2 separate regions of the Homo sapiens genome follow, and region 2 is linked to region 1. A link is a loop called in an ENCODE intact Hi-C map of the cell type or tissue named here. Cell type or tissue: Calu3. All regions are shown on one strand. Links, peaks and the distances in the headings refer to the core of each region. The heading gives the core; the rest is flanking DNA.

Region 1 (2,917 bases), core at 279-2,778:
TAGAAATGGGGATTTCACCATGTTGGCCAGGCTGGTCTTGAACTCCTGACCTCAAGTGATCTGCGTGTCTCAGCCTCCCAAAGTGCTGGGATTACAGGCATGAGCCACAGCACCCAGTCACCTCCATGTCTTTTAATTGATAGGTTGATAGCTCATTTCTTTTCATTGCTGAGTAATATTCCAATTTATAAGTGTATTCCCAACAGACTTTTTACTTAAAAAAAAATGACCAAAGACTACATTGCCTTAGAGTTCAATTAAAATAGTATCAAGAGCTATGCGAAAGAGAAAAAAAAAGGTGAAGAATGGAAGATGGATATGGGAGGATGGACGGAGGCTATAGGCCCTCATGCAGATGTTGTGTTTTGGAGGAGGGAGGGATTCTGGGCTGGTTGTAAATATAAGAAACACAATATATCCACTCTATCCCATCCTTGAAATACAGCTTAGCTGCCAGCAGCCTGATCCCCTAAGTGCAGAGCCTGAGCAGTCACCCTAATGCACCGTACCTGGGTTCGGTACTAATGGCAGATCGAGAAAGAAATGCTAAAGTTATGTGTCTCTCAAACCACAGCACTACTAGCTGTATGCCTGATCCATAAGAGCATGCAATAGGCTGGGTGTGGTGGCTCACGCCTGTAATCCTAGCACTTTGGGAGGCCGAGGCAGGCAGATCACCTGAGGTCAAGAGTTCGAGACCAGCCTGGCCAACATGGTGAAACCCTGTCTCTACTAAAAATCCAAAATTAGCTGGGCGTGATGGCGCGTGCCTGTAATCCCAGCTATCCAGGAGGCTGAAGCAGTGAACCTGGGAGGCGAAGGTTGCAGTGAGCCGAGATCGCACCATTGCACTCCAGCCTGGGTGACGACAGCGAAACTCCGTCTCAAAAAAAAAAAAAAAAAAAAAAAAAAAAAAAAAAAAAAAAAAAAAAAAAGCATGCAGTAGATGCTTGAATGAATGGTTGAAGAAGCACAGGATAGGCCGCCAGACTTGGGGACTGAGGGAAGGTGGAGGGAGGAGGCAGAAAGTGAGGGTCATTAATGATCTTTTCATAAGGCCTTTGAGAGACTATTGCCAGGCCCCAGACCCCCTTTACAAACTGCTGAGCACTGCAGGGGGACTATTTGCGTCAGACTCAAGCCAAGACATCTCCAAGATCCCTGACAATAAAGCAAACACTAGGCTGGCGCTGGCTAATAGAGGAACCCAGAGGGAAAAACGCTTTTCTGTTTATGGACAATTCTCCTTCTACAGCCGGATCTTCAGCGCCACCTAGTGGTGTGCTCTTCAGGCTGGCTGCACTACCAAAGCAACCGACTAAGATTCAAATGCCTTGGTTTAAAGCTGCAAGGATTAAAACTTTCCTCTTAAGGTCTAAGATAAGAGACTATGTGGGCATAATGAGCAAATTGAGAGCTTTAGGATTCACATCAGAGAATTCTAAGTCACAAAACTTAATCTCAGCAATTACATACACAGTTAGTAGTAGGATTTTGTAGTTGCCCATACCGTTTTGCAGTTTTGGACATTGAGTAGTTTTGGACAATGAGGCCAAGATCAAAAGTTAAAGCCGTGCAAAGGAAATGCAGCACCAAGAAGGGAAAAAGAGAATCTGATCCAGCCCCTGCCGCCAGGCAGGGGAAGTGTTATTTCCATTTCATATTTAAAGCAAGTAAAACCCTACGAAATGTCCAAGGTCAAATGTCCAATATATGAGGCAAGAACTTGAATTGTGTGGAGTGTGCCTTTTCTTTTGCTATGCTGCTTCAAAGTACCCCTTTTCTTTCAATATTTGCTTTGTTTTGCTACAATTGCACTGATATTCTCCTACCAATGGATCAATAAGCTTCATTTCTATTCTAAACTCACAAACTACAGTGTTCCCCTAAAGGCTTGGGTCATTCTGTCTGTCTCATGCAGGAACTAGAATTCCCTAGAATGTTCATAATGTGAATGGCAATTCATGTGTTATATATACATTAAATATCTTATGTATAATGTTAACTCATATTCCTTTTACTTGTTAACTGACCTTAAATTAGGTCAGTTTCTATATGTAATACTGTAAATATTAATTAGATTGCAGTTAATTTGTTGATAATTCATGGTGATTATATTAGTTATACAATTCACAATGAAATTTTAAAATCTGCCTTTTCTTTAAGAGAATGTGGTTTGGAATTAAATGGAGAACTTACATTTATTCAGCATCAGATATTGACTAGGTGATTTTACATATACTAATTTAATCTTTATGATTAACACTATGAGGTAAGTCAAATAATTATCTTTATATAGATGAAGAAAGAAAGACAGAAATTGTAAATAACCACCCCTAGATAGACACTAAACAGAAGAGCTGGAAATTGAAAGTGGACTTTCTGTCTTGAAGTCAAGTAGTATTTCTACCAGACCTCTTGAATCCACTAGACTCGAAGTCCAGAAGTCTGAGTTTTATTTCCAACTTAAATACCACATACAATGCTGTGTACTATAATATCCTTTTGAAAATTCACTATGCTCATTTGTATATCCACAGTCCTATTGAATTCTAATATAAACATACATGTTTAGCAACACTCATGGAATTATTGTTCTTTCTCGGGGTTTTTTTTTTTGAGTGTGTACGTATATCTATTAACTCTCCTCTGAAATAGTGCTCTATAAAGCACACAGTGATTAGTGCTGGTCTGGAAGATAATATGCTGGAGAGCCTGATTGGAGCGATCTGGACTAGAGAGATAGCTGTGAACTGAATGAGGATTCAGTCTTCCAAAATAGTCCTTGGGCACACTTGCCAAAAACAGCTCACAGCATAATTTTGTTTTAAAATACTTGTTTGTAACCTTGCTTGTTTAAGAAAGAATTAATGTAGGAGAACAGGATTTCAGTGGCATAATGGTTATCACCAGGGCT
Region 2 (2,917 bases), core at 132-2,631, 300 kb before region 1:
GAACATTTCTTAGGTTCTTGATATATAATGCCAAATTGCTTTCCAGAAAAACTGAGGCAGTTTATAGCCCTACCAAATTTTACCTACATTGAAAAATCCTTTTCCCCTTAAGATATATGCTGATTTGATTGATAAAAAAAGTTACTCATTTTTGAAATTATAAGAAAGGTTGAATTTAAGAAATGGTTATCAGCCACTTGTACTTCTCCTTTGTAAAGTTCTCTCTTTCTTTTCTTTGTCTCTACTGTCCTGTTACCTTACTTTTGCCATCTCTGAGTAGATCAGTGTCTTCAGTGGGTGTGCCACTTGGCCAAAGACTCCTTACTTCTCTTGTTACCCTCTTCACTTTCCCCCTTATTTAATCTTTTTCCACTCTTTAAAAAATTTATTTTTTAATTTTTGAGACAGAGCCTTGCTCTGTCACTCAGGTTGGAGTGCAGTAGTGCAGTCATGGCTCACTGCAGTCTTGAAGTTCTGAGCTTAAGCAATCCTCCCACCTCAACCTCCCCAGTAGCTAGGACTACAGATGTGCTCTACTGCACCTGGCTAATTTTTATTTTTTATTTTTTGTAGATTACAAGACAGCTCAGAGGTTCTCTCATAGGACAGCAGAGGCTGAACCTTGAAGGCAGGTCACAGGGTCTCTCTGTGTTGCCCAGGCTGGTCTCAAATTCCTGGCCTCAAGTGATCCTCCTCCCTTGGCCTCCCACTTTCCTACTCTTTTAGATTTCTGTTGCAGGGCTAAAGAAATGGACAACCTTTGGATAAGAGCCACCAAGCCCTAAGTGATGTTCAGAAAGGAAAGCCCAGCAGCTACTTAAATGGGTTCAGGAACATTTGGGATTTTTCTCTCTTGAAGTTCTTTTACAGCTTGGGGAACTCCCAAGAGGACTGAGACATTGTCCTGTTTGCCTCTGCATTTCCAGCGCCTAGAACAGAGCTGGTGCATACAGAAGGCAAGCAGCTCAGTGCATATTTATTGAATGAACAAACAAAGCCTTCTCAAAGTTCAGGTTTCTTTGCCATGCTTTGGGGCTCCTGACCTAGAGCTCAAGAGAAGAAAAAAAAAAAACACGACAAGGCTGCCAAGGAAGTTTGAAATTAATCTACATTTTGCAATTTGTACAAAAATGTAATTAGATTCCTTCTCCAGAGGCAATCCATTAATGTAATCAATGATTGCAGTTACTCAGTATGTAACCTGAAAAAAAAATTGCTGATGCCTCAGAAAAATAAACACTTGCTTAGTAAAATAATTCCGCACCCAGTGCCAGCCATTTCCTGTTTTCTTTTTCTATTTGACATGGTATCTCCTCTGCAGCATTCCTATTTAGAGACGGAAGCAAAGCCTGCTCCCTGGGGGCTGGAAGGGCCCTCTCTGCCACTGCATCTGCAAGGTGGAGACTTGCTGCTGCTTGGTGGAAACTGCACAGTGGCATGGCTCCCTCCACTGGCAGTTCTCCCACGGTCAACTAGCTGGGCTTCAGATAACTGACCACATGATCTAGCCTAGGCAGCATTGCTTTTTCTTTCTTTCCTTTTTCCCATCAACTTTTATTTTAAGTTCCGGGGCACATGTGCACGATGTGCAGGTTTGTTACATAGGTAAACATGTGCCGTGGTGGTTTGCCAAACCGATCAACCCCTCACCTAGGTATTAAGCCCAACATCTATTAGCTATTCTTCCTGATGCTGTCCCTCCCCTTGCCACCCCCAACCCTACAGGCCCTGGTGTGTGATGTTCCCCACCCATGTTTCCATGTGTTCTCATCGTTCAGCTCCCACTTATAAGTGAGAACATGCGGTGTTTGGTTTTCTGTTCTTGCAATAGTTTGCTGAGGATAATGGCTTCCAGCTCCATCCATGTCCCTGCAAAGGACATGCTCTCTTTCCATTTTATGGCTGCATAGTATTCCATGGTGTACATGTACCACATTTTCTTTATCCAGTCTATTATTGATGGGCATTTGAGTTGACTCTATGTCTTTGCTATTGTGAATAGTGCTGCAATGAACATATGCATGCATGTATCCTTATAATAGAAGATTTATATTCTTTTGGGTATATATTTAGTAATGTGATTGTTGGGTCAAGTGGTATTTCTGGTTCTAGGTCTTTGAGGAGTCGTCACACTGTCTTTCACAATGGTTGAACTAATTTACATTCCCACCGACAGTGTTAAAGCATTCCTTTTTCTCTGCAACCTTGCCAGCATCTGTTGTTACTTGACTATCTAATAATTACCATTCTGACGGGTGTGAGATGGTATCTCATTGTGGTTTTGATTTGCATTTCTCAAATGATCAGTGATGTTGCAAACTAAATCCAGCAGCACACAAGCACAGCATTGCTTTTTCTATACATTTTAATTCTTAGTTGAAATAGAAGTAAAAATATGAATTAAATGCCAATAAACCCATGTAACCTTAGAGGCTCAGCTTCCTTACTTCCTCTTTCTGTAGCTTTCTTCTCCTGCCAGAAAGCTTTCCCTGGCTCCATGGTGTTCATGGATCTCCAGCCACCCTACTTTTACCAGCAGGCAGGGCTGTGTCCCATTAGGAGCCCTGAGCCCCCTGCTACAAAGCCCTTGGGGATCCAGCAGTCATGCCCCAAACTCAGGAAGCAGGAGATTAGTAATGGAGGCACCACAGCCTGATTGAGAGAAGCTTGAGGAGATGATCTGAGTACAGCTGTGAGCTGCCCTCCCTAAAAGCCAGAGGGGAGTGGATGATGCCACTCCCTTAGGTGGAAAGTTCTCTTGTAACTTGGAACAGATGGAGTGAGAGTGCATTGATTCGAATGTGGTCATCCTGGAGAAGTGTGTTAGTTCTGCGATTGAAACCTCAATCTTCCCTGCTCCTCTCTCCAAGGCAGATTGGGAGTCTCTCCTGTGAACACTGCTGTCAGCACACTATTT

Evidence for each region. Peaks named below come from ENCODE experiments on the same cell type or tissue, not always from the same donor. Only the 100,000 strongest peaks of a DNase experiment are listed, where the experiment ranks them.
Region 2: a loop joins it to region 1, with 2.6 times the contacts of the local background. A loop is called at or near these places in 6 of 110 quality-filtered maps.

The regions. Positions count from the first base shown.
Region 1 is chr7:141,532,236-141,535,152 of GRCh38, forward strand. All of the region lies in intron 1 of AGK-DT (AGK divergent transcript), which reads right to left. Among named protein-coding and RNA genes, the nearest start is that of AGK-DT, 18 kb to the right of the region's middle. In Calu3, for the core only: a CTCF peak has its summit at 1,287 (motif pointing left); a DNase peak (open chromatin) is centred at 1,246.
Region 2 is chr7:141,230,254-141,233,170 of GRCh38, forward strand. The region is part of intron 2 of TMEM178B (transmembrane protein 178B); the gene reads left to right. Among named protein-coding and RNA genes, the nearest start is that of TMEM178B, 160 kb to the left of the region's middle. In Calu3, for the core only: no CTCF peak of the experiment used is centred there; a DNase peak (open chromatin) is centred at 1,428.